2 separate regions of the Homo sapiens genome follow, and region 2 is linked to region 1. The links are chromatin loops, found by intact Hi-C in ENCODE. Cell type or tissue: GM12878. All regions are shown on one strand.

Evidence for each region. A loop is a pair of places that touch in the nucleus more often than their neighbours do. Peaks named below come from ENCODE experiments on the same cell type or tissue, not always from the same donor. Only the 100,000 strongest peaks of a DNase experiment are listed, where the experiment ranks them.
Region 2: it touches region 1 in a loop (2.1-fold over the local background); 1 of 110 quality-filtered maps calls a loop at or near these places.

Annotation. Positions count from the first base shown.
Region 1 is chr20:19,071,343-19,076,342 of GRCh38, reverse strand. No RefSeq gene overlaps it. Among named protein-coding and RNA genes, the nearest start is that of SLC24A3, 140 kb to the left of the region's middle. In GM12878, a CTCF peak has its summit at 2,605 (motif pointing left); DNase peaks (open chromatin) are centred at 1,112, 2,301, 4,086 and 4,852; H3K27ac peaks cover 2,693 bases.
Region 2 is chr20:19,183,342-19,188,341 of GRCh38, reverse strand. No RefSeq gene overlaps it. Among named protein-coding and RNA genes, the nearest start is that of SLC24A3, 27 kb to the left of the region's middle. In GM12878, a CTCF peak has its summit at 3,081; no DNase peak of the experiment used is centred here.

The DNA of each region.
Region 1 (5,000 bases):
GCAATCAGTAGCCATCACCTTTCCCTGACATGACATGAATATGCTTCCATTTGGTAGTGTGGTTGATTGAAAGCTGGGGCACTCACTTATAATTTATTCATAGCTACTTTTATTTATAGCTGTGTTATTTGTTGTGCCAACTCGCACATGCTTAAGTTAACATAATCAAAATACATCATTCGGACCTATAGCCCAGTGATTCTACTCTTAGCATGCACCCAAGAGAAAGAGTCCATGCTATACAAAAGGATATACAAGAGTGTTCATAGTAGCACAGAAGCCAGACACAAAAGGGTATATATGGCATGATTCCATTCATACGATGACAAAAACAGGAAAAACTAACTGATGAAAATAGAGGTCAGAATGGTAGTTGCCTGCGGAGTTATTGACTGAAAGAGGAAAATAAGGAACCTTCTGGAATACTAGTAGGATTCCAAATCTTGATCTGGGTGCTATTTATACAGGTGTAGAAGGACCGTACACTCCTAAGTGCATTTTAGGCATTTTATGCATGTTACGTCTCAATAGAAAGAGTAAAGAATAAAATAAAAAAATCCTTCCAGGCATTGCAAAGGAGAAATCCTGGACCGAGAAAACAGTTGACATTTCTGGTCCCTCTCTTATACCTGGGCTTGGTGTACCACGTAAGCAACTCCCATGAAGACATGGCACCAGGCTCGCCGGGGCCTGTTTCCAACCTCCTAGAAGGAAGCTGGGCTGGGGAGGGTACCCAGGCAGGCAGGGAATCCCACTGCTGAGAGTCAACCAGCCCTTCCTTTGACCTTGGACAATGGAGAATGGAAGAAGTGCCCGGGCTTGAAGGGCAGAGCAGGACAGGGTAGGAGATACTTTCTATACTCTTAGCCATGCCAGTTGTCACAGTCCAACAGTTGGTGACACCACCCCCAGTTCCCACGCTGCAGGAAGGTGAGTCCTGCTCAAAAGGCAGCATTTGCCAACAGCTGACAGGAAGGAACTGCTCAGGATCCAGCCAGTGCTGCAAGGTGCCACTCAGCCCTGAGGGCAGAGCTGCTGACAGACACGGAGACCTGTCTGAGGGCTTCCGAGTTGGGCAACTGTGGGAGGGGACAGGAAGTGCAGGGGGATGTGGAGTTAACACAAAGGACAAAGTGACCACAACAGGACGCTTCCAGCACGTGATATTGCTACAAAGAATCATGGCTCATCTTTCATGTTCTGCTCTCTTCAGAATCTTGGTGTATTTCATTTTTTTCTTGCCCCAACCTGACCACATAACACCATTTTCTACTTGAAATAGCTTTCCGGGGGAATTTTTTTTAGCAATCAATCATACTAAAATTTTCTATCTACACTTTCCACATCTCTCTCACTTCCTCTAAAAATATGAAGTGATTTCCAATGGAGGAACACATTTCTGACTGTAGAAATAAACTTAAGGTTTTTCTCAAATATTCCCATTGCCCTGCACCCTACACAGACCACAACCAAGTAGTCTAACTCCACGCTCTTAACCAACAAACATTCCGCTTCTCCCAGGATCTAGGCAATGGCCAGCACTTGGTGACTGAGCAACGAATGGTTGGAAATAAGCAGTTTTCAATGTCGTGCATTGCTTGGACATTTTTCTAAAATATCTAGGATATAATTCCAAAGTAATGTAGCAAGTTGTTCATGCCAGTAATTCCATGGGAAGTTTAAAGGGTCACCTTAGTTGTGAGGTCTCACATAAATAAGACTACAGGACTTTTAACCTTTTCTCTGACTCTTTGAAGCTCACTCTGAGAAGCCTCAGATCTCCACTTCCTCCTGACTCAAATGCCAACAAGCCCCCCACATCATGCAGGTGCTCCAGGAATCTCTGCCAGTTAGTCCCTGGTGGTAAACTTGGGCTCACTCCACTGCAGATAGAAATCCCTTCTGGAGAAGGAAAACAAAGATTCAGAATTTTCTTATTCATGATGGAACAACCATGCTTAGAGGTTAATAAACATAAAAGGATGAGAAAATTGAGAAGGAGATAAAGGCGTATGGCTATTTCTCAAAGCCCAAAGCTGTTCAATTAGCTACTCAACCACAATTGCCCAAGGACGAACAAACTGCCACAGTCTGAAGCTCTGGCTCATAATATGAAGTAGATTTTCCTCATCATCTCCATTATCTAAGGAAAATCCAATCATTTTATAATTAGATCAAGTTGAGGGTAGGGCAACCTACCCATGAGAAACCACCTATTCCATTTTCTTGGGAACCCCCTGGTGCATTCTTATGCTGCTAAAAGATGTTCATTACTGTAAAAGAAGACATTTTACAGCTCAAAAGGCAATGTTCCCCAGAGCACAGGCACCACAGTAATTTGACAGAGGTCTCACGCTGTCACAATTAGCATGACTGAGTGATTTTCCAATTTGCAGAATGCCTTGGGAAGAGAAAAAAAAAACCACCCCCAAGAACACCACTCAGAAATAATCACAAGGAGCCCTCTTCCCATCCCTGCCTCCCTTTTAGGTCTCAGCTCTCTAGAGCCTGGTCTCACACTCCCGGTGCCATCCCTCTGGGGATGTTACAGGCTCAGGAAAAGGGCCCCTTCTTCTGCCCTCTAGTGGTTGACAAAGATCAGCATAGAAGCCCCCCTTGGGTACAGCCCCAAGGGTTATGGGGTAGCTTACATCAAGTCACACAAGCCTCCTTTAGGCAAACATCCATTGCTGTATCCCAGTGTCTGGCATGGTGCCTGGGGCACAGCATGGTCTCAACATATATTTATTGAATTAAATTTAAATATCAACTATTTGATGCTTGCACAGGAACATCAGAGGAATGTAACAAACCATCGGTGCTTTCAAGGTGCTTAAAAACTATTACAAAAACCGCAATAGCTTTTGCACCAACCTAATATCTGGTGAGATGGGGGTAAACATGAGCATCTATCATTTTCCCAAGCCACATCATCCTGGTGGTACAATACAGGGCTGTGGACCTGGGTGATAAAACAGTCACTGACTTCCTTCACCAGCAAATTACTGAAATGTACCTCTATTTTTCCCCTTCTGCTTTCCAAAAGTAGCCGTATCCAGCCTTTTGTGGGGGCAACAGCTGCCTCCCCTCTCCCACCACTCACGATGCAGCCCCAGGTCACTAGGTGTCCAGACCCCAGCCTCGGCTGTGCTGAAGCCCCTGTCTTCGTGGCTTGGTCACTTCAGGAGGGCAAGGTCCACAGCCCTAGATTTTCCCATCTGGGGCATCTCCCCTTCCCTGTCCCACATCTCATGGCCAGATCACAGTCCCAGGCTGCCTGGGGATTCGGAGCCTTAAAAAGCCCCTAATCAAAGGGCCACTTCTCTCACTTGACTGCATATTTTGGTCCAGTCCAATTCCCGCTTGCTCTCTAAAGATATGATAGGCAGCCCCCCTTTTTTTAGACTGGAAAACAAATCGGCATCACTCTTAAAATCTACCTCTGCCAACCCCTGCCAGGGCCTTGGGTCTAAGCTTGAACACTTCAAAATCCCTTCAGCAGGAAAATGTCCACCCATGGCTAAAAATTAAATATTACTAAATGGCTTTTATTTAAAATCCTACATGCAATTGTTTCAGGGATCAGCTCAAAGAAAGATGCCTCCTCTATAGTTTTCTTTTCATCTTCTTCTGATCCTAAGAAAGCAGCCACGTCCTCAGCAACTTGTCCTCATATGCTGTTTTCAAAGGGGAAGAGTCAGGCAGAACCTTTATGCTCACAGAGTTATCTCTTATTAGGGCAGAAGAGTCTTCCCCAGGGTCCTCCAGAAGGCTTCCCTTTACATCCCTGCGTCCAGGATGGTTTATATGCGCCCCCCCAGGCCCTGCCAGTAGCATAAAGGCTGAGCCCATCTCCCTCAAGGGTAGAGGATCTCCCCCCAGATTAATTGAATTAGGATTCCTTTAGCAAGGAATATGGAGGAATATGTTTGCATAGGTAAACAACTGTGTCTGCAACCATCACCTGAAAGTACCTGCAATAAAGGGCACTGATGATCTCATAAAATAGAAAGTTCAGAGGTGGGCAGCTTCAGGGCCCATTAGTTCACTAACTAAACTGATGTGGTTTCTCTGTGATTCTCTCAGCTTTGCTCTCTTGGTCACTAGATTTCTGACATTGCATTCTCATATATGCTGTCCAAACACAGATACAGTATGTTCCTCCACTGTGTTACTCTTTTAATATAGAAGAAAACCCTTTCCATGAGCCCTTAACTGACTTCCCCTCTAGTTTTTTTGGTCAAGATTGGTCACGTGCTCATGTCTTAGCTGAAAGCATGTCTGGGAAAGCTAGAATCCAGTCTGTTTCAGAGTAGGAGGTATCCTTCGGCTAGCAAGGAAGAAAGTCAAGGATGGCTGTTGAACAGGAATATAACAATTATTAATCTACTATAAGTATTATAAATATTCAGATAAACAGCTCTCCATGAGGCTGTGCCAGCTGGAAAGAGGTTCATGAACAAGCCAGTTTGCAGTCGTGTACCCCTTGGATAGGACACAAAACCAGTCCTCTTGGTACATTATTAAACTCAGTGGGTGATGCACAAAGATGGCTCAGTTCAAGCCACCAGTCTTTATTCCTGAGGAACACCAGTTCTTTGCCTTTGATCTTCATCTTGGCCTGTTTTTCTTGCTGAAAGAGGCAAGCCCATCTCTTAGCTATAAGCCAGGATGCCTATGATAGTAAATCACTAAACAATTCCCCTTAAAATGGATTTAGGAAGCACATATTCAAACTGAGTATGCATGGCCGAGCTTGGGAGTGAGATGAATAGACACAAGCAGTGGGTGGTTTTCACCCTAGCCCTGAAAGCTTTATTAAGAATCATTGCTCACAAGCGCCTGCCAGGTCATTAAGACTAATTGCATCATCCTGAGAATAATGAACCGCATCTTCACAGATTGATGTGGTGGGTTTTACAGGTAGAAAGCTACAGCTTTATCCATATAACACCTCTATTTTTGTAATGCTCAACTTCCTCTTTGAGGCTCAGAACTTG
Region 2 (5,000 bases), 110 kb before region 1:
AGAAATGGGGAAAGGATTCCCTATTTAATAAATGGTGCTGGGAAAACTGGCTAGCCATATGTAGAAAGCTGAAACTGGATCCCTTCCTTACACCTTGTACAAAAATTAATTCAAGATGGATTAAAGACTTACATGTTACACCTAAAACCATCAAAACCCTAGAAGAAAACCTAGGCAATACCATTCAGGACATAGGCATGGACAAGGACTTCATGACTAAAACACCAAAAGCATTGGCAACCAAAGCCAAAATAGACAAATGGGATCTAATTAAACTAAAGAGCTTCTGCACAGCAAAAGAAACTACCATCAGAGTGAACAGGCAACCTACAGAATGGGAGAAAATTTTTACAATCTACTCATCCGACAAAGGGCTAATATCCAGAATCTACAAAGAACTTAAACAAATTTACAAGAAAAAAGCAAACAACCCCATCAAAAAGTGGGCAAAGGATATGATCAGACACTTCTCAAAAGAAGACATTTATGCAGACAACGGACACATGAAAAAATGCTCATCATCACTGGTCATCAGAGGAATGCAAATCAAAACCACAATGAGATACCATCTCACACCAGTTAGAATGGCGATCATTAAAAAGTCAGGAAACAACAGGTGCTGGAGAGGATGTGGAGAAATAGGAACACTTTTACACTGTTGGTGGGAGTGTAAACTAGTTCAACCATTGTGGAAGACAGTGTGGCAATTCCTCAAGGATATAGAACTAGAAATACCATTTCACCCAGCCATCCCATTACAGGGTATATACCCAAAGGATTATAAAACATGCTGCTATAAAGACACATGCACACATATGTTTATTGCGGCACTATTCACAATAGCAAAGACTTGGAACCAACCCAAATGTCCATCAATGATAGACTGGATTAAGAAAATGTGGCACATATACACCATGAAATACTATGCAGCCATAAAAAAGGATGAGTTCGTGTCCTTTGTAGGAACATGGATGGAGCTGGAAACCATCACTCTGAGCAAACTATCACAAGGACAGAAAACCAAACACTGCATGTTCTCACTCATAGGTGGGAACTGAACAATGAGAACACTTGGACACAGGGTGGGGATCATCACACACCGGGGCCTGTAGTGGGGTTGGGACAGCAGGGAGGGACAGCATTAGGAGATATACCTAATGTAAATGATGAGTTAATGGGTGTAGCACACCAACATGGCACATGTATACATATGTAACAAACCTGCACATTGTGCGCCAGTACCCTAGAACTTAAAGTATAATAAAAAAAATAATAAAGAACAACAAAGTCAGGGAATTGACAGTTTCCGACTTTAAAGCAATATAAGCCTTGGCAAAGAATTTGCAAAAGAATAGACAAGTAGCTCAGTGGAATGGAATAAAGGGGCCTGGAATAGACCCACATAAATATAGTCAATTGATCTTTGACAAAAAAGCAAGAGCAATTCAATGGAGAAAGGATAGTCTTTCCAACAAATAGTGCTGGAATAACTGCATCTACTTTTAAATAAATAAATCTAGACAGACCTTACACAAAGATTAACTTACACTTTTCACAAAGATTAACTCGAACTTGATCATTACCTAAATGTAACAAACTATAAAACTCCTAGAAGATAACATAGGAGAAAATCTTGGTGACCTTGGGTATGATATATATTTTATAAATCTTGAAAATTAGCATGATTAAACATTATGTTGCTTAGGGATCATTCATATATGATTATAGTTTTGAAAGAAGTAAAAAGTAACCACAAGATGGGGATGCTTGTTACTGGGAGGGTGAAGTCAGAATGAAGTGAGGGGTGAGATAGAAATGGAACTAAACATTAGCAGCATCCTTGTTAAGTGGTAGGTTTATTGGTGTGATGTATGGCTTTTTAGATACAACATCAAAAGCACAATCTGAAAGAAGAGATTGATAAGTGGGATTTCACTAAAATTAAAAACTTCTGCTCTGCAAAAGACATTGCCAAGAGAATGAGAAGACAAGCCACAGACCGAAAGGATATATCAGATAAAAGACTGTTACCCAAAATATATCAACAACCCTTAAAACTCAACAATGAAGATTACTTGAGCTCAGGAGTTTGAGACCAGCCTGGGAAAAATGGCAAAACCCCAACTCTACAAAAAATACAAAAATTAGCCAGGCATGCTGGTGCATGTCTGTAGTCCCAGGTACTCAGGAGGCTGAGGTGTGGGAGTATCACCAGAGCCCTGGAGGTTGAGGCCGCAGACAGCCATGATTGCGCCACTGTGCACCAGCCCAGGTGACAGAGCAAGACCTTGTCTATCCCTGACAACAACAACAAAAAAACAATAAAAAGACAAACCACCCAATTTTAAAATGAGCAATAAACCTGAACAGACACATACAAAGAACATATTTAGAAATGAAAAATATGCATACGAAAATATGTTCAATGTCATTTGTCATTAAGGAATTGCAAATTTAAACAACAATGCAATAGCACTACATTCATAACAGAATGGCCAAAATCCAGAACACTGGCAACATCAAATGGTGACAAGGTTGTGGAGCAACAGAAACTCTCATTCATTGTTGGCAGGAATGCAAAATGGTATAGCCACTTTTAAAGACAGTTTAGCAGTTTCTTAGAAAATTAAACATACTCTTATGATATGATCCAGCAATTGCACTTCTTAGTATTTATTCAAATGAATTGAAGACATGTCCCCACAAAACCTGCACATTTTTTAGCAACTTTATTTATAGTTGTCAAAACTTGAAAGCAACCAACATGTCCTTCAGTAATGCTGAATGGATAAACTGTGGTAAATCCAGACAATGAAATATTATTCAGCACTAAAAAGAAATGAGCGAGGAAGCCATGAAATGACATGGAAGAACCTTAAATACATGTTACTATGTGAAATAAGCCAATTTGATAAGGCAATATTCTTTTTTTTGGTATGATATATATTCTATAAATCTTGCAAATTAGCATGATTAAACATGTTGCTTAGGGATACATTCATATATGATTATAGTTTTGAAAGAAGTAAAAAGTAACCACAAGATGGGGATGTTTGTTACTGGTAGGGTGAAGTCAGAGTGAGGTGAGGGGTGAGATAGAAATGGAACTAAATATTAGCAGCATCCTTGTTAAGTGGTAGCTTACTGGTGCTCTTTTTTAACATTTTTTTATTTCAATAGGTTTTGAGGGAACAGGTGTTGTTTGGTTACATGAATAAGTTCTTTAGTGGTGATTTCTGAGATTTTGTTGCACCCATCACCCGAGCAGTGTACACTGTACGCAATGTATAGTCTTTTATCCCTCATCCCGCTCCCTCTCTTTCCCCTGAGTCCCCAAAGTCCATTGTATCATTCTTATGCCTTTGAATCTTCATAGCTTAGCTCCCACTTATAAGTGAGAACGTAAGATGTTTAGTTTTCCATTCCTGAGTTACTTCACTTAGAAGAATGGTCTCCAATTCCATCCAGATTCCTGCGAATGCCATTATTTTGTTCCTTTTTATGACTGGGTAGTATTCCATGGTGTGTGTGTGTGTATATATATATATATATATATGTCACATTTTCTTTATGCACTCGTTGATTGGTGGGCATTTGGGCTGGTTCCATATTTTTGCAATTGTGAATTGTGTTGCTATAAACCTGTGTGTGCAAGTGTCTTTTTCATATGACTTCTTTTCCTCTGGATACATACCCAGTAGTGGGACTGCTGGATCAAATGGTAGCTCTACTTTTAGTTCTTTAAGAAATCTCCACACTGTTTTCCACAGTGGTTGTACTAGTCTACATTCCCACCAGCAGTGTAAAAGTGTTCCCTTTTCACTACATCCATGCCAACATTTATTATTTTTTATTTTTTAATTATGGCCATTCGTGCGGGAGTAAGGTGGTATCACATTGTGGTTTTGATTTGCATTTCCATGATCATTAGTGGTGTTGAGCATTTTGAAAAAGCTATATTCTGTGATTCCAATTGTGGGGTGGGGGAGAGAGAAATGAATAGGTGGAACACAGAGGATTTTTAGGGCAGATAAACTATTTTGTTTGATATTATAATAGTGAAATATTTATCATTTTATACTTGTCAAAACCCATAAAACCAGTAACACCAAGAGTGAAACCTCATATATGCTGTGGACTTTGGGTGATAATAATGTGCCAATGTAGATCCCTTGAAGGTAATAAATGTACTACTCTGGTGTAACATTTGGGTGGGGGAGGCTATGTGTGATTGGGGATATGTGGGAATTCCACATACCTTCTGCCCAATTTTGCTGTGAACATGTAACTGCGTTCACAGTTTATATATACTTTATATATAAAAGTATAAAGTATTTTTTTAATTTACTTGGTAATGAAAGAGATAAAAATAGTGAAAATAAACTTTAAAAAAGAATAAAGTTAGAGAATTCACACTTCCAGTTTCAAAACTTACTACAAAGCTCCAGGAATCAATACTGTGTGGTATGGATGTAACAGTAGACACATAGATCAATGCAATATAATTGAAAGTCCAGAAATAAATTGATACTTTTATGATGAATTAATTTTTGACAGGGGTGCTAAAAAAATTTAATGGGGGAAAATATAGCTTTTGCAGCAAATGGTATCGGAACAACTATGTATCTACCTGAAAAAAGAATGAATTTGGAGTCAAATCTCAGAATATACAAGAATTAAGTCAAAATGAATCAAAGACCTAAATGTAAGAGTGAAAATGATAAAACTCTTAGAAGAAATCATAGTCATAAGTCTTTGTGACCATGTATTAGCCAATGGTTTTTTTAGATATGATACCAAAAACACAAGCAATAAAATATTGATTAATTGGACTTCATAAAAATCAAAAGTAACTATGCTTCAAAGGACACTATTAATAAAGTAAAATACACCCTACATAATGGGAAAAAAATATGCAAATCATATAGCTGATAAGAGACTAATGTTTATAATATATAAGGAACTTGTAATTCTACACTAAAAAGACAAATAACCCAACT